2 separate regions of the Homo sapiens genome follow, and region 2 is linked to region 1. A link is a loop called in an ENCODE intact Hi-C map of the cell type or tissue named here. Cell type or tissue: testis. All regions are shown on one strand. Links, peaks and the distances in the headings refer to the core of each region. The heading gives the core; the rest is flanking DNA. Region 1 overlaps NAT10 (N-acetyltransferase 10). Region 2 overlaps ABTB2 (ankyrin repeat and BTB domain containing 2).

The links. Hi-C counts contacts between places; a loop is a spot of excess contacts. Peaks named below come from ENCODE experiments on the same cell type or tissue, not always from the same donor. Only the 100,000 strongest peaks of a DNase experiment are listed, where the experiment ranks them.
Region 2: it touches region 1 in a loop (2.3-fold over the local background); 4 of 110 quality-filtered maps call a loop at or near these places.

The regions. Positions count from the first base shown.
Region 1 is chr11:34,107,176-34,123,501 of GRCh38, forward strand. It overlaps NAT10 (N-acetyltransferase 10), which reads left to right. Exons shown (of 29, transcript NM_024662.3): 2 at 1,036-1,158; 3 at 1,567-1,658; 4 at 4,877-5,048; 5 at 6,541-6,663; 6 at 8,648-8,709; 7 at 11,005-11,119; 8 at 11,221-11,328; 9 at 15,284-15,417. The coding sequence starts at 1,051. Among named protein-coding and RNA genes, the nearest start is that of NAT10, 9.7 kb to the left of the region's middle. In testis, for the core only: no CTCF peak of the experiment used is centred there; no DNase peak of the experiment used is centred there.
Region 2 is chr11:34,162,497-34,170,496 of GRCh38, forward strand. ABTB2 (ankyrin repeat and BTB domain containing 2) reads right to left here. Exons shown (of 17, transcript NM_145804.3): 6 at 5,407-5,496; 7 at 4,763-4,864; 8 at 2,764-2,860; 9 at 2,190-2,325; 10 at 80-309. Among named protein-coding and RNA genes, the nearest start is that of NAT10, 61 kb to the left of the region's middle. In testis, for the core only: no CTCF peak of the experiment used is centred there; a DNase peak (open chromatin) is centred at 3,865.

The DNA.
Region 1 (16,326 bases), core at 4,397-12,396:
CTCCCGGCTAAGTTTTGTATTTTTAGTAGAGACGGGGTTTCGCCATACTCTTGAATTCCTGACCTCAGGTGATCCACCCGCCTCGGCCTCCCAAAGTGCTGGGCTTACAGGCATGAACCACCACTCCCGGCGAGAACTTTTGAGGTCTGTCTGTACAAAGGCTTCAATATCGTTTTCCCTAAAATGAGGAAACAGTTGGACACATTACATCATGGAATTATTCATTGATGGTTATTGATTTCCCTGACTTTATTAGTAACACGTGAATTTTTTAAGATTCCACAAAAACAAAAGAACAAAATAAAAGTCCCACCATCCAGAAGTAGCTACTTTATACTTTGGTATTTCCTTCCAGTCTTTTTTATTTTTCCCTCTGTTATGTGTATGCATAAGAAATGTTATCATACTTTATTCTGTCATGATCTTGTCATAAGCATCTATATCCATATCCTTAGTTGTTAAAAATGCTTGGCCCAGCATGGTGGCTCACACCTGTAATCCCAGCCCTTTGGGAGGCTGAGGTGGGCAGATTGCGAGGTCAAGAGATCGAGACCATCCTGGCCAACATATGCGCCTGTAGTCCCAGCTACCTGGGAGGTTGAGGCAGGAGGATTGCTTGAACCCAGGAAGCAGAGGTTGCAGTGAGCCGAGATCATGCCATTGCACTCCAGCCTGGCGACAGAGTGAGACTCCGTCTCAAAAACAAACAATGCTTTGGATATTTGGATATCTCCTTATGTATTTTAGTCATTCTTCTACTTTTTTGAATATACAAGTTTCTGGCTTTTAAAAAATATTTAATAGAGGTGAATTACAGGCTTTCCAGGCTGAGGGAAGGTTTTCTCACCTCCCAAGCCTAAGGTTTCCTGAGTTTAAAACTAGAGGCTGATGTCTTCCTGTGGAGCTCGTAGAGGGTTAAGTAAGACAATACTTATAGATATGCCTAGCACAGTCCCAGGCCCCACAAAAGGCAGCCAGCTAATGTTCCTTAGACAATCTAGTGCGCATGGCCAGTTGTATTTCTTTCTCTTTTAGTAATAATTTTTCACCATGCATCGGAAAAAGGTGGATAACCGAATCCGGATTCTCATTGAGAATGGAGTAGCTGAGCGGCAAAGATCTCTCTTTGTTGTAGTTGGGGATCGAGGAAAAGATCAGGTATGGCCTGGTAAATGCTTCCTGAATTACTTTTTATCTTGTCCAAAGAATCAGCATGTTTAAGCACTCTGCTGTTTCAGGACATAATGGCATTAAGATCTCTTTGGCTGGTAAGATGCCTAGTGGGAACCTTTCTTTATTTCCTGGAAGTGGTGAATTCTCTGTATTTAGATTGATTCGCAGACAAGCTAATACCTTTTGAAGCCTGGGGTGGTGGGTTGACCACAAAGTGAACTGTATGTGACCTGGCTTCTAGTCCAAACCTGGTCATTGCTCGCCTTAGAACCTTGGGCACTTCCCTTCCCTGGCCCTCAGTTTAGTTTCCACATCCGTCAAATGAGGTCTTAAGCCTGGCGGTCTCTAAAGTCTCTTTTGTGCCTGAAATTCTGTGACTTTTTTGTTTGGCAGGTGGTAATACTTCATCACATGTTATCCAAAGCAACTGTGAAGGCTCGGCCTTCAGTGCTGTGGTGTTATAAGAAAGAGCTGGGGTTTAGCAGGTAAGCTGGGCTCTTCATGTGTTTTATCCAACTTACAATTCCTGCTCATTAGTTAAATGCCAGGAAATGATTCCTTCACATATTTTTTAAGGGTCTTTAGTGGAGGTGCTATCTCTGAGGACAAATGGAGCTGATATCCTTTCTTCATTCCTGAAAATAAGTTTCAAATCATTTTCATGCTTTTTAAGTCACCAATCCAATGCCTTGCCTTCTGCATATGGTTTTCCTTCCTGCTTTTCTAGGCTGATTAAGCCCATCTCATTGCAAGTTCCTTCAAACTGTCTTTCCTACCTCAAATTTATTCCACTTTTCACTCTCTCTCTTTTTCTCCCCTTCTTTCATGGAGGGGGTATATGCCTCATCCCATGTCCAAGGAAAACCCCTTTATGTACCCTGTGTCTCCTCCCTCACCTCTTTCAGGACCTGTATTGTCTTTCCTCTGCTGGCCACCCAATACCCTTTGGAAACTTTCTCCTTCCTGTAAACATGCTCAGATTTTTCTATTATCAAAAGCTGATTACTTACATACCCAGATTTCTCTCTCAGGTTAGCATTTCCCCCGATTTTTATTGCCATATACCTTAAAACAGAAATCTTTTGCACTTAGTAGCCACTTTTGCAGTCTGGTTTCTGCTTCTATAATTGTGATCAAATTGTGCAGTTAGACATCCCCAGCAGCTTGATGCCTAATGCGTCAACTTTTCTCTCTCTTTCTCCTCCTTTTCAGAGCTCTGCCTCTTCTTCTACCAGTTCACTGCTGTATTTGACAGTTGGCTATTTGAAGCTGTGGTAGTCAAGACTTTTAGTCATAGATAACATACTTTCAACACAAATACAATTTGGCACAAAGGGATTTCATTGAGGTATATGGGATATTTCCTGGAATCCAAGGGGATAAGATTTCAGCTCTGCTCACGGGTGATCTAGAGTCACAGTACTAATGCTCCCAGCTCAGTTTGTCATCTCAGTGTATCTGCTCTATGCAGACCAACTTTCTCACTGCAGACCAGCTTTCTGTTTTCTGTTGTCCCCCTAGCAGAAACAACACTTGCGTTTTCCTTGTTTCAGGCCCAGCCATGTGGAAATCAGACTTTTTCCCAAAATTCTGGTGGAAAAATGCCCACACCTGGCCAGAGGAGGGTGGGGTTGGTCATAGCATAATACAAAGTTGGAAGTTCTACCTACAACTTTGTGTTTGGAGAAGTTTGGATGGGGTGGGTAGTGCTGTTCCTTGGCAGATAACCACCATGGCATCACCTAAGAAATAGTCTCCTTTTTTGGCTTCAGTGTCTTTACTCAGACCACCTTCCGGAGCTCTTCTCTTTCTCTGGATCTCGTCTCCTTACTCTAAACCTAGCTGGCTTGTGCGATTCTGTCCTTGAGCCTCTTCTAATTTCCAAATGTGCTCATCTCCGATCTGACTCTGAAAGCCTGTCTCCAGCTCTGGTTGCTTTATGCTGTGACTAACCTCCCTCCTTTTCTTTGCTCATGCTGTCTCCTCTGCTTGGAATGCCACTTCCACCTCCCCGGTATCACCTATTGAAATCCTGTTTCTCAGGGCCTGCCTCCTCCGTGAAACTTTTCCTGAGCCCCCCAGTCATACCTGGTGGTTCCTCTACCTTCCTCTGCACTTGTCCTTCTCCTATAATGTTTGCCAATGGATGCTTTTGCTTTAGGGTAAAGTCACTTACATACTGTGACTTACGTTCATTTTTTTTTCTTTCCCTTTTTTTTTTTTTTTTTTTTTTTTTACTTTCAGGTGATAAGCTTATTTAGTTAGGAGCCCTCTTCTATTTATCTTTGTATTTTCATACTTTTAACTGATTTAGCATGTTTATCATAGGTACTCAGTATACATTGAGTTGGATGTGTTGTTAACAGGCTCTAAAATTATTTTAATTTAAATTAGTACCAGAGGCTAAACTTGCCCCTGTCCTGTGGTCTTAAAGTGAAGGGATTCTGCCTAAAGGAAACCAGACAATCATAAGAGCCTTACTGATGAAATGTGAAAAGTGCAGAAAACCCAAAGATGAAAATAAAAAACATCTCACTGTCTAGGCATTGTCAGCATCTAGGTGTATCTTACAGGGATGTAGTTTTGAACCATAATTGGTATTCTGTTGTATATACTCTCATATTTAGAGAGGTAGGCATTTTTAATACAGATTGAGAATAAGGCCTGTTGTCTATCCCAGAATTTTAAGTTTTTAGGGCTTCTGGTTTTCACTATTTTTCATTTGGCAAATATGAGATGGGTGTGGAATTAGGCAGTTCAAAGTCTTCTGGGCAGATTTGCCTTTTGAATTTAAACCACCTGGCTTCACTTCTAAAAATCTACTTTTGTACCTCTTATAGCTCTTCTGCCCCACCCCTGTCTTAGTCTGGCAGAGCATTGTGTTCAAGCTAATGCCTGTTTGTAAGTCACGGGCTTAAGGCCTGAGCCAGAAGGGACAGTGGAGACAAACTCACCCACTGCCTTGGTTCATAGATGAGGAAGTGGAGGCCCACAGGAGGAAAGGCCTTTGTTCTAGCTATTAAGTTAGAGAACTATGGTAAAATTTTGATCAGCTGTAATCCTCCATTCTAGAACATTCTAATTCTCTCTTTTGGTAAAGGAAAGGTAAGTAGCAACTGGATATGCAGGGTTTTTAAGACCAAAAAAATTCAGGAATTCCTTAGAGATGTCCAGATTCCATTCTGATCCCTGTGTCCTGTATCATTATTGTCTTATGTAAGACCTGCCCTTGAAGACATAATCCCACATTCTCGGGGAGGAAGTCCTCTAGGAAGGATGAATAAAGTAACGTGCCATCACCTTGTCTTTCCTAGGATCTCTGGGGAACAGCACAGTGTAGTTGAAGCATTGGCTTATGACTGAGATAATGAGGCCACTCAGGTTTGGTTTCAAGCTCTGGCTTTGGCCAAATGTGAGGGTTAGCTACCCTATTACCCATCTTTTAAAGCAAAGTATTTGCTCAAGGTCACAGGGCAAAATAGCAGAGTTCACACATAGACTTATCACTTACTCCAAGCCCTTAAGCACTCTAATGCCTCTCATGCCTCTCCACTGCCCTCCACCTGAAGTGGGCCTCACACTTTCAAGTTCCCTACTAGCTCTGAAAGTCTAAGTGGGTGATCACTGAGCCTTTCCCCTGGTTCCAGCTCTTTAGCTGCTCTGGTTAACTGGCTCTCATGGGATTGGGGGTGTGTGATTGCAGTCACCGGAAGAAAAGAATGCGACAGCTGCAGAAGAAAATAAAGAATGGAACACTGAACATAAAGCAGGACGACCCCTTTGAACTCTTCATAGCAGCCACAAACATTCGCTACTGCTACTACAACGAGACCCACAAGATCCTGGGCAATACCTTCGGCATGTGTGTGCTGCAGGTGGGTGGCTTCCTCTAACCTGTGATTGAAGTCAGAGTCTTGAGGGTTGCTTGGGCTGCCTGGCTTTCCACTGGGAACAGATGTACAGTAAGGAGAGGAGAGTCCCATGTTCCCTATGCCCAAGCATTATTAGTGGAAGTCCTGGCCACTTTCCAAAGTACACTCGGTCACCTACCCCATATAAAAAGAGAATTTTAAATCAGCACTTGTCTAGAGACACCAGAACTGAAGTGATGAGTTATTATAACGGGTTCTAACTAGCTAAAGCTGATAAAGCAAATGCCAGAGACTTTGAGTGCCTCTAGGACCCTAGGTCCTTATTGGCATTCACCAAAGACTTTTTTTGTCCAGTGAGCAATGGGACTTGTTTTCCAACCGGATATAGACCAATGCACTTAAATGTCCTGTCCAGAGTGCCTGAGTGGCATACCCACCATGAAGGCCCCTCTCCCCTTTTCTAGCCCTTAAAAACCCCTCACTTTACCTCTCAGAGACTACTTGGTGAATTTCTGCACTGGTGTGTATTCTCTTGCCTGGCAAGTTAATAGACTAAGTTTCACTTTGTGTGTGTGTGTGTGCATGTGTGTGTAAGCACTGGTGGTCTTTGTTTTATTCTTTGTTTCTTTGATTCCTGTGCCACCTCCCTTCCCCATTCTCCCAAAAAAGACAAGACAAAATTAAGCACAAATCCTCACATTTTTGTGTGTTTATCATATACACTTACAACTGTGCCCATTATTATGTCAAGTTACATACCTTGCAAAATATGGGTTGTCTCCTATACTGCTGGCTTGCATCTCACCTTGGAGGCCAAGAAAGAGGGCATTATGCCTCATTTTCACCTTTACTCAGGGAAATGCCCTGGGTTATCACTGATTGGTAGGGAGTGGTCTTCTACTTGCTGCCATGATCAATTGCCTGAATAATGACTCCTGTGAGCAGTAGCTCCCCCATGTAGTATAGTTTTGTCAAACAGGTTTGAGCTATAAATGTCAGAAAATGTAAGATGTTTCTGAAATTCAAGTATGAATCAGTGAAGGTTGGAAAATTTGTTTCCAAATAGGATTTTATCAGAGACATTTTTGACATATAAAACTAACAACGTCTCTAATAAGAGACCCGTTTTTGGCATATAAAACCAGGTATTCGTATATTCGAGGGTTTGGCCCTCTTCTGTGGTACCCCTGTGTGTGTATCCTGGGAAGTCAAGGTGGGAACAGGTATGGTCTTGGCTTTGTGCTCTGAAGTCTTCTTTTTGCCTTATCACCTGGCTTTTGGTTAAGAGTCCCTTGGGTTGGGCCAGGCGCGGTGGCTCATGCCTGTAATCCCAGCACTTTGGGAGGCTCAGGTGGGTGGTGAGCCAAGATTGCGCCACTGCACTCCAGCCTGGGCGACAGAGCAAGACTCCATCTCAAAAAAAAAAAAAAAAAAAAAAAAGTCCTTTGGGTTGCTATTTGCATGACCAGCCCTTTCTAACGCCCCCTTCTTCCAGGATTTTGAAGCCTTAACTCCAAACTTGCTGGCCAGGACTGTAGAAACAGTGGAAGGTGGTGGGCTAGTGGTCATCCTCCTACGGACCATGAACTCACTCAAGCAATTGTACACAGTGACTATGGTAAGCATCTGTTTTTTAACTTAATTGTGAGGGTTCAAGTAAATCTGTTTTTGCTGTGTTCTGCTTTCTTTAAAGAATTCCTGTTGGGCAGCTCCAGTGAGTAGTCAGCACAGCCTCTGGGCTAAGAGCTCTTTGATTTTAACTAATGAAAAAGTCACTACAGTTAAATCTCAGGGTCCATGAGTATGCCTAGGAATCTCTGAATTTCACCTTTGTTTTCAGGCACTTGCAAATTCTACACCAGTGAGATTCAGATATGATACAGCTTTTATGTAGTTAAATTTTCTGGAATGATATTGTACAAGGAGCAATGCCAGTGCCTAAATTTGTGTATTGCAAAAAAAGGACCATGTGCAGACTGCTCACTGGCCCTTATCCTAATGGATGACGAAGGAACATTTGCCAGTTGTACTCCAGTTTGGCAAGAATTTCAACTCCAGCAGAGATTGTGTTCTCCCAAAGCAAAAGACACTGACTGAGGACATGGTGAGGAATTAGGGATATGTCTCACCTGATGCAGAGCTGGTCTCCTCACTTTATCAGCGTTGCCAAGTCAGTGTTCAGAGGCAAGTTTTAAGTCATGCCCATGTCCAGCAGCTCAGTAATGGTGGTCGGATTGGACTTAGGGTTTCCTGAGCTGCATTTATCTGATGAAATGGACTTTCCTCAAATCTTAGGGGCTGTTTCCTGTCATTACTTCTCCCTTCATCACTTGCACTACAGCCCTTTTGGCCTCCTCAAATGTCCTCAGACATGCCCAGCACACACTCCTGCGAGGGCCTCGGCACTTGCTGTTCCCACTGGAATGTGCTTCCTCTGGACCTCTGCCTGGCTCGCTTCCTCATTGCATTCAAGCCCCTGCTCAGATATCACCTCATCCATGTGGTCTTTCCTCACACCCTGTTTACAGTAGGCAGCTCCGCCTGTCACTCCTTAACCGGCTTTATTTTTCTTCAAAGCACTTGACAATGACCTAAAGTTATTATTATTATTTGTCTGTCCTCCTGTACTAGTCTCTAAATTTCACTGGAGGGCCGATCACAGTGGCTCACGCCTGTAATCCTAGCACTTTGGGAGCCTGAGGTGGGCGGATCACCTGAGGTCAGGAGTTTGAGACCAGCCTGGCCAACATGGTGAAACCTCGTCTCTACCAAAAATACAAAAAAAATTAACCAGGTGTGGTGGTGCACACCTGTAATTCCAGCTACTAGGGAGGCTGAGGCAGGAGAATTGCTTGAACTCAGGAGGCGGAGGTTGCGGTGAGCTGAGGTCACGCCACTGCACTCCAGCCTGGGCAACAGAGCAAGACTCCGTCTCAAAATAAATAAATAAGTAAATAAATTTGATGGGAACAGAGAGTTAGTTTTCTTTGCTGTTGCATTTCCAGATCTTAGAAGAGTTCCTGGCATTTAGTAAGCATTCCTTAGATAGTTGAGAGTGAATGAATGACTTTGTGCTCACATCAGTTTGTTCTTCCTCTCCCTCTGACATAGCTACCTACTTACCCTTCAGGCCTCAGCTTATCTCAGAGAGGCCCTCCCTCACTACCCTACATAAGTGACCCCCACTTGCTATCCGTGCAGTCTATATTTCATATGTAGCATTTGTCAAAATTTGTATTTATCTACTAATTTTTCTTCCTCCATCCATTATACTCCAAGTGCCATGAGAACAGAGGTCATGCTTTGTTCATTAGTGTATGCACAGCATATCTGGCACACAGCATGCCAATTTTATGAAATAAATGAATATAACTTAGGATGCTAGGAAAAATGTGGAAAAGTGAAAGATTTTAATAAGCAACGTTGCATTCAGTGTCTGATCCCAGTTTCAGCAAATACCATTTGGCACAGCAGTGTGTGTGGGAGTGATTTTGTTTCCAGCAAGATTGCCCATGTCTCCTTGGATAGAGCTTTGTATTTGGACCCTGGTCCTCAGCACTGTTTGCATGCCTTTGTTAATGGATGTTGTCTTTCTTTGTTAGGATGTGCATTCCAGGTACAGAACTGAGGCCCATCAGGATGTGGTGGGAAGATTTAATGAAAGGTAATTCTATAGTTCCCCCCAATTGTGGGGCAGCCACATTGGGAGGGACATTTTTATCTTGGACTCAACTGAAAACTTTGCTTTTATATTGGGGAAAGTAGTACAATATTCCAAAAATGATGAGATTCTTGACAGCAGCAGCAGTTGTGAGACTAACTGGAAGCAGTGAAACGTGGTGGAAAGTTGGAGCCAGGAAACCTCAATTTTGTCTTGCTGCTGGCCTTGACAGCTCAGTTAAACCAGGTTACTCTCTCTGGTTCTTAGCTTACTCATCTTTTAAATGAGTGATTTTTCTGGATCACTGCTTCCCAGAAGATATTTCATAGAGCAGTAGTCTTTCCAAACTTTTTATTATGAATATGACGTACTGGCATAGTAAAAATGATTAAGAGAAATATGGGAGGTGGGGTGAGATGTAATTAGAGGCAGAAAAAGGCGACAAAGTGTTTCTTCTGAGCAAAGGAACACCCATAATTTCAAATATGGTGTACGGTTTGTTATCTGAAATTAAATTTGTATGTATTTATTTTTATTTTATTTATTTATTTTTTTGAGATGGAGTCTTGCTGTGTTGCCCAGGCTGGAGTGTAGTGGTGCGATTTTGGCTCACTGCAACCTTTGCCTCCCAGGTCGAGTGATTCTCCTGTATCAGCCTCCCGAGTAGCTGGGATTACAGGTGCCCGCCACCACACTCGGCTAATTTTTTGTATTATTATTATTATTTTTTTGAGACAGAGTCTCGCTCTGTTGCCCAGGCTGGAGTACAGAGACACGATCTTGGCTCACTGCAACCTCTGCCTCCCGCATTCAAGCAATTCTTGTGCCTCAGCTTCCCAAGTAGCCGGGATTACAGGAGCCCACCACCATGCCTGGCTAATTTTTGTATTTTTAGTAGAGACAAGGTTTCACCATGTTGGCCAGGCTGGTCCTGAACTCCTGACCTCAAGTGATCTGCCCCACTCAGTCTCCCAAAGTGCTAGGATTGCATGTATGAGCCACCGTGCCTGGCCATTTTTTGTATTTTTAGTAGAGGTGGGGTTTTCACTGTGTTGGCCAGGCTGGTGTCGAACTCCTGACCTCAAGTGATCTGCTCACTTTGGCCTCCCAAAGTGCTGGGATTACAGGCGTGAGCCACCGTGCCCGATCATAGAACACTAGTCTTTTAAGAGGGAACATATGAGGAGGGTTTGGCCATATATGTCTGGGAAACACCTATACCGTTTTTTCCTTTATGAAGATTTGCCCCAGCCTGTTGTAATCTCTGAAAAGTCTTGCAGCAGCAGGGACCTGTTTAACTGATTGTTTCCCAAATTTATTTTACCAAAAAAATTTATTTTTTTGAGGGGTGTGGGAACACCAGTTAGCACCCTGTGAAACACCTTAGGAAATTTTGACCTAAATCAGTGGTTCTCATCTGGAGCCATTTGGCCCCCTGGGGACATTTGGCAATGTCTGGAAATGTTTTGATCGTAATGACTTTGGGAGGGTGGTGGTGGGTGCCGTGGGCATCCGGTGGGTAGAGGCCAGGGATGCTGCTGAACAACTGGTGGTGCACAGGACAGCTCCACACCAAAGAATTATCTGGTCCAAAATGTCAGTAGTGCTGAGGTGTAGAAATCCGAGCCTTGATGAACCCTGGGGGCCTTTCTCATTTTAACCATCTGTGATGCACTAAGTCAGTAGAATGAGCAGATCAGGAGGAGCAGCTGTGTGCTACTGAATACAACAGAAGCCTATGAAATCCTTTTCTTGCAGTGGGAGGATGTTTGAATTTTATAGTCAAACGCATTTTTTTCCCTGCTTGCAAGAACGTTTGTATTGTATTTCTTTGGGGAGCTTTCCTTTCACCTTCTTCCTTTTTTTTCTTTTTCCTAGTGACAAAAGATGAATTCATTTGTATTTTTTCCCTGTGTGACTGGTGATCATATGGGGGTTGGGTTTGGAATTCCCCATTTAAGGATGGCCTGAAACACCTCAGTGCTAAAGAGCAAGCCTGGGAGGATGAGGAGAGGGCCACGTGGTGTAGGGAATAGTGGCAGTCATGCACAACAGGAGGGCTTCTAATTGATCTCCTGGGATGAGTCCTTGGTTTTCTGATTTGCTGTATAAAGTATGTTCAGGTGCCTTGTGGAGGAGGTGCTGAATCATCTCACACTGCTCTCCAACTAGGTTTTAGCTTTTTCTGGCTTTCTTAGAGACACTTGGGGCCAGTTAATTTTTTTGAAGAAAAGTTATACTCTGTATAGACATTGCATGCCCTCCCCAACACTTCATTGCAGCGGTTTTGTATCTCAGGTTTATTCTGTCTCTGGCCTCTTGTAAGAAGTGTCTCGTCATTGATGACCAGCTCAACATCCTGCCCATCTCCTCCCACGTTGCCACCATGGAGGCCCTGCCTCCCCAGACTCCGGTGAGTCTGTGCTGGGGTCCAGGAATCTGGGGGAGGCTACGTTTTCTGTGTTGTTCCTCCTGTGACAGTGACAGACCTTCCCCTTCTCCTCTCTCTGGTAGGATGAGAGTCTTGGTCCTTCTGATCTGGAGCTGAGGGAGTTGAAGGAGAGCTTGCAGGACACCCAGCCTGTGGGTGTGTTGGTGGACTGCTGTAAGACTCTAGACCAGGTGAGTGTGGTGCTCAGCACTTCCAACACAAAGGTAGTAAAACATAGCATACGGAGCGTAACAGAAGCCAAGGTACGTTGACTCAAGACCCAGACCCTCCCTGGAGAAGGGGACTTTTCCCCTTGCTCATACTCGTGTGTGCTCAGCAACAGTAGGGCTATTTCATGTTGTGTGGGTTCCCAAAAGAAGTCTGGGGATTACCTCCCCCTAGTCAGGCTACAGATAGAGCAGATGAATTATTATTATTATTATTTTTTAAAAGACGGAGTCTCACTCTGTCACCCAAGCTGGAGTGCAGTGGCATGATCACGGCTCACTGTAACTTCGAACCCCTGGCCTCAAGCAGTTCTCCTGCCTCAACCTCCTAAGGTGCTGAGATTACAGGCATGATCCACTACATCTGGACAGATTACATTGAAAGAGGAATCCTCTCACCACTTTTTCCAAGAGAGGGCAACATACCTGTGTTCTGAAATTTCAGTTAAGTTTTGATGATATAAAGGCTTTTGCCTATAGCTTATTCAGAAGTGAGAGGAGAACTTGAGGCCCCTAGTCTGGTATTTACCCTGGTTCCAGTGCGAGGCCTGATGAGGGCCCTCTGGGGTAATACGTACCTGGTCTTTGAGTGCAAATAGCAGGCTGGGTGAGAGCTTACAGGTTGCATTTCTGTGCTCATTGAGGTGGTCTGCACTGGTAAACTTGGCTTCTCTGGTGGTTCCTGGGCCATGATGGGAACTGACTGGGCACAGCCCAGAGGTCTTTGAACTGTCAGGTGTGTTCAGGGTTCTAGGTCACCCTGAGCCAAATGAGCAGCATGGGTCGCTGCCCTTGAGAGGGAAGATAGCTGCAGTGACACCTCCCGCTTAGGGCTGAGTCCCAGCAGGCTGGCTTCCCTTTTCATTCTGGAAATATGATCAGCAGCTACATAGCTCTCTATGCAGCTCCAGCTGCAGGCCCTAGGCTTTTTTGATTCACTTCCTGGTACCCTCTTTATCACAAAAGAGAAGGAGTGAGTGATAGGATAAAGCAGGAGAAACTGATTCTAGTTAAGTAGTGTTATAAGAAAACAAATGGCCTATGACCAAAAAAAACCAAAAAGTTAATAGAAAAAGAGTACATAAAAAAATAAGAAGTGGTGTTTCCACTTGGCAGTTTCACTCTGCAGAAACAACTGCTATTAACAGTTTATTATGTATCCTGCTGCCTCTTTTTTCATGCACATAAATGAATTAAATGCGAAGGGGTCATACTACAGAGTGTAAGTGGTCCCCTGTTAGACATTTCGATTGATTCCAGCATTTCCACTGTTAGAAACAGTGCTCTTAGGGGATTCTTACAGATAAGTCTGTGGGCACTATATTTAGGATACGTTTCCAGAAGAGAAGTTGCTGGATGAGAGGTTGTGTGTATTCAAATGGGTGTTGTACCAGTTGATGGAACTATCCAGTGTGTGGAAATGCCTTTTTCTCTACACCCTCGCAGCCGTGATTCCTAGTAAACTTGTAAGTCTTTACTAATCTGATATGAGAACATAGGACCGTTTTAATTTGTGTTGCTGCTTTAATTAGGAGAGAGGAGGGTACCTTCTTCATATAATTATTGGTCATCTGTTGTTTTGTTGTTGTTGTTGTTGCTGTTGGTTTTTTTTTTTTTTTTTTTTGGTGAGCCGGTCTGCTTATTTCCTCTGCCCACTTTTTACTTGGATTTTGGCCTTTTTTGTATTGGTTCTTCATTTTAGGATGCATTTTAGTCTAGATTTGGTACCATTCTGTTATGTCATTGGATTTTTCAGAGTTTATAACTTCTATAATATAAAACAAAATGATAAAATACAGCCTTCAGGCAAGGCCAAGTTAAATACGACCTGGATTCCCTTTGAGTATTTTCATCTGGAGAAACTCTGGCTTCCTGAAGCCTCTCCCCTTCCATCTACCTTGGCCTGTGTCTCTTCAGTGTCTTCTTAGCATCATTGCCTAGGCAAGCATGACAACTTCTCAGGACCATCTGGCCTTCTTCCCACCCTCAAACACCTATTCCCAGCACAGATCCAGCTGAGGAGCAAAGTTTGGCCCCTAAGTAGTTAGTGGCTCCTGTCCTTCAGTGTCACTGGCATCTTGCTTTTACTTCTAGGCGCTCCTGTAGGCACTGGGGGCCCAGCAGTAGACAAGAGGGATGCACCTGCTTCATGGAGCTTGCCTCCTAGTGAGATGAGACAGTCAGTAAATAAAAGACATGAGCAGACCATATGGTGAAGCAGAAGATGCTACGTACAATGGGAAGAAAGAAAAAGTTGCAAAGAGGGATAGGGCATGCCAGATGAGGGTGGGGCGCTGTGGTTCTACATACAGGGGCAGGGGTGGCCTCATGTAGGAGGTGATTTTGGAGCCAAGCCATGAAGGAGGCGAGGTGAGGAAACAAGCCCTGTGGCTCTTGGGGAGCCACTGCTTCAGGCAGAGGAAGCAGCATGTGCATGGGCCTGGGGGAGGGGTGTCCCTCCGGTGTCCTAGGCCTGGCAGGGAGGCTGAGGGGCTGAAGCAGGGTGAGTAGGGGTGGAGGAGGAGATTTTTGGAGGATCTTTCAGGCCACTGGCAGGGCTTTCACACTTACTCTATAACAGATGGGAGCAGTGGAGGCTTTTATGCCCATAGTCTCCTTTCAGCACAGCTGCCAGAGGCATCCCCAGGCTTCTTTTTAAGAGGATCGTCTGGCTGCTGTGTTGAATATAGACTGGTGGAGTGAGGGTGGCAGCAGGAAGACTGATCAGGAGGCTGCTGTCATGATGGAAGAAGGATAGGGTGGTGGCTTTGAGCAGAGCAGTAGAGGAGGATAGTGGTGTAAGTAAGAAATGGTAGGATTTTATATATGTTTTGGAGGTAACAGGATTCGCTGACGAATCAAGTTATCAGGGAAGAATTGAGGAGGCTTTGGCCCAAGCAGTTGAACAGTTAGATGGGGAAGACTAGGTGGAGGAGGTTTGGGGCAACTTTAGGCGTTCAGTTTAAAGTTTGAGATCTGTAGTGTACAAATGGGAATGTACAGGAAGCAGTTGCATGTGTATAAAAGTCTGGTGTGGGCCAGCCAGGTGTGGTGGCTCACGCCTGTAATCCCAGCACTTTGGAAGGCTGAGGTGAGCGGATCACGAGGTCAAGAGATTGAGATCATCCTGGCCAACATGGTGAAACCCCGTCTCTACTAAAAATACAAAAATTAGCTGGGCATGGTGGTGTGCGCCTGTAATCCTAGCTACTTGGGAGGCTGAGGCAGGAGAATCACTTGAACCCAGGAGGTGGAGGTTGAAGTGAGCTGAGATCATGCCACTGCACTCCAGCCTGGTGACAGAGCGAGACTCTGTCTCAAAAAAAAAAAAAAAAAAAAAAAAGGTCTGGTGTGGACCAGGTGCCATGGCTCACCCCTGTAATCCCAGCACTTTGGGAGGCTGAGGCAGGCGGATCGCCTGAGGTTAGGAGTTCGAGACCAGCCTGCCCAACATGGTGAAACCCTGTCTCTACTAAAAATATAAAAACTAGCTGGGCGTGGTGGCAAGCGCCTGTAATCTCAGTTACTCAGGAGGCTGAGGCAGGAAAATCGCTTGAACCTGGGAGGTGGAGGTTGCAGTGAGCCGAGATCGCACCATTGCACTCCAGCCTGGGCAACAAGAGTGAAACTCCATCTCAGAAGGAAAAAAAAAGTCTGATGTGCAGGGAAGTGGTCCAGACTGAAGCTGTAAATTTGAGTTATCAGCATCTATTAAAAATTGGTACCAAAGGCCTTGAGACTGAAATGAGATGACCAAGGGAGTGAGAAGTCCAGGTGCTGAGCAGTGCTTTCTGGCCTGCAAGAACTGCCGCCCTCTTATTTAGCCTGGCATCAACCTCACTTCTCCACAGTGATGGTGATGAATGGTGGAAACTTGGGTCTTTCTTGGAGTTCACCTAATATGTTTCTGTTTCCACAGGCCAAAGCTGTCTTGAAATTTATCGAGGGCATCTCTGAAAAGACCCTGAGGAGTACTGTTGCACTCACAGCTGCTCGAGGACGGGGAAAATCTGCAGCCCTGGGATTGGCGATTGCTGGGGCGGTGGCATTTGGGTAAGGGGATTCAGTCCCCCATCTTTAGGAACTCTGGGCTCTGTGGGGGTAGTGTGCAGGGTTGGGGTCAGAGGACTGGTATCTCACGTTCCTAGTTCTGAGTTCTGAGTGGGTTCAGTGTGTGATTTCTCTAGGTCTTGATTTCCTGCCAGGAAACAGCAGCACTGTTTCCCCAACCCACCCTAAAGGTGCATGTTTACTTGTGTGTACACACAGACACATATATACCAGGGCCTTTGTAATCACTATTTACAGTTGAACAAACATGCAGAGGCAAAGAAATGGGAGTAAGAAACTTTACAACTCAGGGCATGAGAATGTGTATGACCAGCCTTGCTGACTGAGAAAAGTACAAGTTTGACATTTTAATGATTTTGATTAAAAGAAGCTTTCTTTGGCTTCTGAGGAGCTGGTTTTAGGTGTGATGTTAGTTTCTGTTTTTTTCTACTGGGTTTGGAAGATACATGCAGCTGCCAATAGAGTATGTTCTTCCAACTTCTCGGCCATAATAATGAACCTAGAACTTACTGTGTTTGCCTTTGTGCATTATCTTCCTTGGTGCTCTTTAGAGCTCTGTGGGCATTTTATAGATGAATCAACCTAGGTTTGGGGAGTTCCAGTGATTTACCCAAGATCCCCCAGCAAGTCAGTGCTGATAGAGCTGGGGCTTGAGCTTAGCTCCTGACTCCTTGTCCTTCGTTCTTCCTGCTGCTCTAGCTGTAACAGTCAGCCTCTTAGCCATTAGCATCTGCTGTTAGCATCCTTTATACTCAGCAAGGCAAAGCTAACTTGGAGGTTAGCTTTGGCCTTGGCCTGAGCACCGATTGAGCTCCCCAGCTTCACCATTTGAAAGCGTCAGCACAGCTAGTGATGAGCATGAAACTACTTCTTGTAGCAGTGCACTGGATT
Region 2 (8,000 bases), core at 1-8,000, 51 kb after region 1:
TGCTGAAGAGCAGCAGGGAGTGACCGTGTGTGTCCATATGCATGCATGGACATGGGTGTGCATGCCCGTGAGGCCTCACCCAGTGCCCTCAGCTCCATGGTGATGTCCACGTAGCCGTGCTCAGCGCTGTAGTACATGGCCTCCTGTAGGGCCTTGGTGCGGGTCCGGCTCAGCCGCACGGGCCCCTCGCTGCCACTGCCCTGGCTCGACGCATCACTTTCCTCCACACCCTCGGCCAGGATCTCCTCCAGGGACAGCACGTCCGCTTTAGCCTGCTGTGGCTGCGTCAGGAGCTTCCTCAGGACGTTCCTGCAGGCCCAGGGATGAATGAAGGTGAGGGCTGAAGTCCCACAGGCAGTGCCCACCTGAGCTGTCCCCCAGTGCCCTCCTGCCCCGACGGGCTGCTCTGGGGTACCCGAGGGCTCGGAGTTTCATGGTCTTCCTCCTCCAGGCAGGCCAGGGGTCCCAGGGTCACCAATCCCCATATACCTCTGAGAGGCAGGGCAGGGTGCAGGGGAACCCACCCTTCTACCATCCCCGTATTGCAGAGAAGCCATAGGCTTCGGGGCTGAGCGAGCTCTGCCATCCTGGCTGTGTGACCTTAGCCAGGTCACTCTACCTCTCTGAGCCCTGACTGCTTTGGGATATATTACAGGGTGTCACTATATCACACTTTCCTGGGGCTTATGTGAGGCTGATGTAAAGGGTTTAAATGCAGAGCCTGAAACACAGCAGGTCTTTCTAAATAGCAGCTGACTATGCACGTGAAAGTGTCTAAAACACAGGAAGAGCCCAGTAAGTACTCATTTGGTCCCTTCATGTTGATAAGGATGAACTGAAGACGGATGTCATGTAGAATGTATTCATATTTATGAATGAAGACACAGAATGTTAGACCCCACAGAGGACGCTCCCCCGTGCTGCTGCTTTTAGCCTCGTGAGAGCCCAGACACATCACCGTCATAGGCGATGGATCCATCTTGCTCAAGGCCACTCCAGGTGGGGGTACAGACCCAGGACTTCTGGCTCCAAGACCCAGGCTCATTCTGTCACCTCCTGTGGCCTGGGGCTCTGGGATGGATGCAGCATGGGTGGTGCTGCAAGGTTCCTGGGGGCTGACCTGCTCCACGGCTACCCCGCAGATCCTCCTCCTACCTGCCAAGCCCATGGCCTGGAGGTGCCCTTCCAAGGACCCAAGGTCCCTCCCAAGGGCTCCTCCTCACGTGTGGACTTGCTAGTTCAGGCAGTTTACAGAGCACCTTGTTTGGGCCAGGCGCTGGCATGTGAAGGTGAACTAGCCACGGTGACTGTCCCAAGGGTCCTGTGCTCAGAGTGACAGGCAGATGAGCAGGCAGGCAGTCTCCACGCAGGGTGAAGAGGCCTCCATGGGGGATGCAGGCACTGGGTGGGGTGGAGCGGCCTAGAGGTGGTGATGTGAAAGATGGCGCCTGGAGGGTGAGGGTGGCTGGGGTGGGTGAATGTGGGGGTGGGCTGGAGACAGCTGGAGAGAAAAGCATTCTAGGGGAGGGGACCCCAGCCAGAACATGAGGCTGGTGGCAAGAATGGTGTCGGGGAACTGGAAGTAAGTGTCCTGCCTGCCAGCCCTGCTTATCCAGCCCCGCTTTTCCAGCCCCGTTTCTGCCCTGTAATAAGCCCTTGTCTGGTCTCCCTTTGCCCCTCCGTGCTGTCCCTGACTTCAGCCTGCTGCTGTCCCGCCACACCCCTGGGCAGGCCTGGTCCCCACAAAGCAAGCTCTACCATCTGCACCTGGGGCAGGGTGCAATTTTGCACCAGAAGCCTCTGCACAGCTGAGCCGTATGCTATTTGGACGTCCAAGGCCACTTGGGCACTGGAGGACCACCAGCAGGCATGGGAAGCAATGTGGTCCTGAGTGGGCTCTGGCAGCTGCAGAGTGGCATCTCACTGGGAAATGGGACGGTCTGCCCTGGGCGTCGGGAGGCCCAGGCTCCAGTCCCAGGTCTGCCAGGAATCAGCTGTGGGGCCTCCCCCATCTCTGGGCCCTGTGCAGGCTAAACTCCCCCATGTTTCTGGTTTACTAGCACACAGGCCCCCTGTTTTGGGAAAGGTCTCCGGGCCTAGCTCTTTTGCTCCCATCGGGGAAACTGAGGCTCCTGTGAGCTTAGTTCAGTGCCCTCATGTCACACAGGGTGGGAATCCCGGGCAGGTACCTGTGGCCGTGGGCAGCTGAGTGGCTGAAGCAGTTCATGTCCTCGTGGAGGGAGGAGCCCATGCCGTGGGCCTCCAGCATGCTGAGGAGGGGGTCGGCGCCTCGGCTCAGCAACAAACTGACCAGCTCATAGTTCCCTGAAAGAGAAGGTGGGCAGCACGGAGGACACTGAGACAGTAGCCGCCAGGGCAGCTGAGGCGAAAGGGAAGGGAGAGCAGGATTCTCGCAGCTCTGAGTGCTGGAATAAGTCAGTAAACCCCACACTCATCTGCATTTGGTGGACGAAGTGAAGGGAGAGGAAGAAGGCTGGCCGTGCCCTGCCCCTGCTCCCCCTCCCTGGGTCTCCAGAGGGAAGGGCCTCCCTGCCCTGCTGGGTCCTGCCAGATGCTGAGCCCAACAGAAACTGATGGGTGGGGCCAGGGGAAGCCCCCAGTGGTCCAGAGAAGGGGTTTTAAGGCCCCTGCATGGGGTCCGTGTGTGCTAAAGAGACCCCTGCACGTCCAGCTACATGCCTGGCCAGGCTGGGGGGCACTGCAGGGAAGGGTAGACAGAGCCTCCGGGTAGCAGGTGCCTACCTGCCGCAGAGGCCAGCTGCAGGGGCGTCTCCGCATAGCTGTCCTCGCCGCCGTTCACTGCCGAGCCCTCGACATGGGCACCAGCATCCAGCAGCAACTGCCAGGGGCACAGAGGAGGAGGGCACTGCTCAGCGTGGCAGGGAGCACCTGGGAAGGGCCAGGGTGCTTTCGGGGACAGGGCCTTTGCTTCTCTCCAGGCATGTGACCAAGACACAGTTCACCCCAGCAGCTGAGGAACTGGAACTTTAGAACTCCAGGTTATCCTCAGGGCTCAAAGTTTCTAGAATCTTCAACTCCATTATTGTGGTCCAAGACCAAGCCCCTAAGCTGTGAGGACCTCTGAGCTTTTTCCGTCTTTCAAATGCTTTCCCATGAACTGACTGCAGCCACCTTTCTGAGAACACATGTGGATGAGCAGCACAGAAAATGTTGCCCGCAATCTATGGTAAACCATGGCTCTGGGTGGCAGCACGTGTTGGAGTCAGAAGGAGCAGGGTGTCAGTGCTGGCCACTGGCCAATGAGTAACCCCGAGCAGGTACTTCAACTCCCAGAGCCTCAGTCTTCCTCATTCACAGAATGGGAAGAGGGGCTTGCTTCCCTTAGGCTTCTTGTCGGAGAGGTACAGCAGGTACCCCAGGAAGGCAGGTGGTGGGGCTGAAGCAGGAAGTCCCAGTCTAGGACAGCAGAGGGCCTCTCCCCATGCTAGCAAGGGCGGGCTTTGACAGGGGACAGACGGGGCAGGGTTAACAGATACCAGGCAGTTCCAGATGAGCCGGTCCTGGCTCTGCCTTGGGGCAGGGGTGGGGCCTGCATTACTCCAACTGGTGACTTTCAGCTCCCTTTCCACCTTCCCTGACCAGCTGCTCTGGAGGGAGCAACCTTCCAGCCCTCCCAGGCTCCTGAAGACCAAAGCTTCCTCCAAGCATGCATGGCAGTCTAGGGGAGCCCAACCGCCCTTCCCCTGGATACCAGGAGTGGAGTTCAGGCTGACCTCTCAGTCCCATGGACTGTGGCATGGAGGACAGACATCACTGGAGATGCAGCAGTCAGAAATCAGTCACTCCCTGTACCAGTGCCAAGGCCGTGGAGGCGGGGGCCTGCTCACTGGGGCAAAACTAGGCACGGATCCAGGCAAGCTCAGGGCACAGCCCTGCAGGCCCAGTCTGAACTGAGGTTGGGATTTTGCTCCGGTTCTTATAAGGCAAAGGCGGCAGGATGTGGTGGCCAGTGGGTAACAGCCACTCGCTGAGTCCTTGTGATAGGCTAGGGCTGTGAATCAGCCAGACACAATCCCTGCCCTCAGAGGTCTTGCAACCTAGTGGGGAGCGAGGGTGTCACGCTAACTCCCTGGAAGGGGTGCCATGAAACCCTGCGCATGCCAGCGATCTGAGGACCTGGGAGTAAGTGCACGTGGCTGGAGCCCCTGCTGGCATGGGGAGCTGCTCTGCCCACAGCTTCTGCTTCTAGAACCACCACTGTCCCCACGCCAGCACAGCTACCTGAGCTGAGGTGGGCAACCTGTGGCTTGGCTCGACGGGTGAGCCATGCCAATCCGAAACCTCTCTCAGGAACTAAGGAGGGGACAGAATTGCACAGACCCCATGATATAGAGTTGGCCCTGTAGTAGAATTCACGAGGGAGGAGAAAAGGGAAGGGTCGGAAAGGCGGCTGTAGGCGAGAAAGCTGAGTGGGACTGGGACAGCCCCCAGTGTGCCCGACACGAGAGAGAGAGAGATGCCGGGAGGGCATGACAGGACCCTAGTGCTGCCTGGACCTGGGTCTTGTTTCCTAAAATTCCATTTGTCCTTGCACTAACCCCTTTCCTTGAGGCAACTCAGGTGGGCTGCTGCTCTATCGATCAGGTGAGCTGGCCTCAAGCAGTGCCTTTGGGATCTCTGATTCAGGGCACCTGCCCACTCAGCTGAGGCTGGGGCTGTGCTTGGGGCCCAGGTCACCTGGTAAGCTGGGGGGCATGGTGTTCACCTGGCAGGAGCTCACCTGGACCACAGAGATGTGTCCATGCAGCACAGCGAATGTCAGTGAGGTCCAGTGCCGGCTGTCGGGGTGGATGGAAGGGTGCCTGGGGGAGTTGCTTGGAACCTGGAAAATACCACAAATCATCTGTGTTTTCTGGGCACCCGAGCGAAGGGAGTACCCTGCAGGGATGGTGAACCAGAGTTAACAAGTGCTTTCTACATTCGATTGATAATGTTTGCCTGGAGCACAAAGTGGACAAGGCTCAAAAAGAGAGGATAGGTATTTAATTAGCAATGTCTGCCCTGGGCAAAAGAGGGCAGATGGGGAGTGCTTTATGCTTCAGAGGGAGGCAGAGCTAGAAGTATTTGGGGATGGAAGGAATGGCTGGAGATTAGGCTGGTAAAAGGAGGAAGATATCATGAAAACAGAATCACAGCCCATCTCTCCACTCACTCCCGCCTCAGTCCACTCCTTTTCAGACAGAAAGCCCAAATCTTGAGGAGACTTCCCTGGCTAACAGTGGCCTCTGTGCATCTTGTCTTTCCGGTCTTTTGACACACATCTACTCAGTTGCCCAAAACATCACGCCCAGCGTGTTTGTTGGAGCCCTCGGAGTGATCCCTGCTGGCCTAGGGCCTGGGTGCAGCTCTGTGGGGCTTCCTCACCTGGATGTCCAAGTTTGCCCCAGCATCAATCAACATCTGGACCATCGCTTCGTCCCCAGCAGCGCAGGCGTACATCAGTGGCGTCATACCCTGAGCAAATCAAATGCACGTGCTAAACTGTTTGCAAACAGAACACAACACCATGTGCCCACAGGCCTCTGCCCCAGAAACCACAGATCGGGCACCCCGCCACCCCAGCCGAGCATCCTGTGGTCCCCCAGGCTCTGTGCTTCCTGGGCTGCTGGGCACAGGGCATGGGGAAGGTGAGTGGGGGCACTGCCATGAGCACTGCAGGACACTGGAGCAGGGCCCAGCACAGGCCGTGCAGCCAGGCTCGGTGCCAAGGTCTCCTCTGCCATGGGGAGCTGTAAACTTTATACATGTCATTTGCCCTCTCTGTGCCTCAGTTTTTTCATCTGTAAATGGGGAACCACAGCAGTATCTTATCTCCCTCAAAGGGTTGTTGTAGAGTGTGGATTAATATGTATAAAGTGCTTAGTTCAGAATGAGCTTACCTTGATTAAGAGCTATGTAATTAAAATACCAACAACACTCTCATGGCTACTATGCCATACAGCCTCATAGCCGCCATCCCAGGCCCTGTGCATGGAAATCACCCTGCTAGTGATGAGCATGCAGCATCTCCCTCCATCATCGTAATATTCCCATCCTCCCCATTTTACAGCTGAGGAGCAGAGAAGGGGAACTGACTGCCCAAAGTCACACAACTAGCGAGAGGTTGAACTCGGGGCAGGAACCAGGCCTCCATAAGCTGTGAAGCCCAAGCTTTGCGCCGTCCCACGAGACGGTAGAGGAGGCATTTGACTTCAACATCTTCTGCTACTGAGCAGTTCAGAGCATTCCTGCAAGCTGAGTCCTGCTGTCTCCCTGGGTTAGGTGGGCAGTTGGCGGGGCCGCCTCCCTGGCTGGGAATCCTCCTCTGTGGCCGGCAACAGCAAAGGCAGTGCAAACTGTTTATTCCACGGCTGGATCCCAGCAAGTGTTTGCCTGGTGTCCCGTGATGTTATTTATTAGGATATTTGTGTGTAGACAAGATCTCCTTACCTCATAAATCCTTGCCTAGTGGCCAGAGATAAAGCAATGGCCTGAGATTAATCATGGGGTGAGAGAGCTGTTTACCCACAGATCATTCTATAAATACTAAGGTTTAGGGAACAAACAGGATTGAGCACTTAGACAAAGGCCAACACCACAGAATAAAAATTTGGCTTTGTTTCATCTCCCTGCGGACAGACTTGACTTACTTTTTTCTCCACACATCTGTATACAATTTGGAGTTTAAACCAAATGACGGGCCCGGTGAGGAGACACTGCTTTTTCCCTTGTCCCTGTCCCCACGCACTCCAGACATATAAAGAGGCCAAATAAAACCAGGCCGGCTCGCAGATATCAGGCATCATCATCATATCAACAGCAATACGACTACAATAATCATCATATTGGCAATAAAAACCGGAATGAACATTTAGTGAGTGCTGACTATGTGCTGGATGCAGACTTCCCCCAACCCTATGTGTCAGGTGCTACCATCCCCCATCTTAGAGGGGAGGAAACTGAAGTGCCTCAGGGAGGCAGAGTAACTTGTTCAAGATGCTACAGCTCTTACATGGCCACTAAATCCTAGGTCTATCTGAAGCTAAAGTCCACGGGCTTCCACACTGTGCTGTTCAAGAAGGAAGACTCCACTGGGACAAAAGCTCCCACAAAGCCCGGGAACCTGTGTGGACGGAGAGGCCCCCACGAGATCCCACAGCAGCCTGTCACCTGCCACTGCCCTCTGGAAGTCCAGTGCTGGGCCTGTGGTCCTTCCCCAACCCCTGGCCTGGGTCCACGCCCTGACTGCCCCACCCCACACTCCTTATGTCCCTTTCCCTGGAATCCCTTCCTGACTCCTCTCTGCTCCGTCCCCATCCTGCCCTCCCCCAGGCTCGGCTCAACCGCTTCCAGCAGGAAGCTTCCCCTTGCAGCCCATCCCATCTGTCAGGGTCCACCCTGGCCTCACGGTCTGCCTGGAGTTTCATCACAGGCTGCATTGTGCCGTCACCTCATCTGAGAACACTGCCTTAACTCGCCACTGTCATCTAACTCCCCATGCTCTGTGTGGCCTTCCAAACCCCACAGTGCCCTTCCGCACACTGTAAGTGCTCTCAGTACAGTGTCAAATAAACACACAGGATATTCCATAGTGGTTGAGAGGCTGGGTCCAGCTGCTCAGATTCTCCACCCAGCTCTGCTCCTTACTAGTGGTGTGACCTTAGGTAAAGCAACCTCTCTGTCCCTCAATTTCCTCATCTATACAATGGGGAAAATAATAGTGCTACATCACAGGGCTGCTGTCAAGAGGAAGTGAGTTAATCTATGTGAAGCACTTAGAACAATGCATCGAACATAGTAAATGCTATATAAATGGTAGCTGTTCACAGCAAAAGTAAAAAACAAAACAGATGCGAAACTCAAGTTAAAGCCTATCTAAAACTACATCACCTCCCACATTTCCTACCCATTTTCATGCTTCATTTTAGTCCTCAGCACTTTAACATCCTCTACATTTTACATGTCTGTGTTTCTTCTTA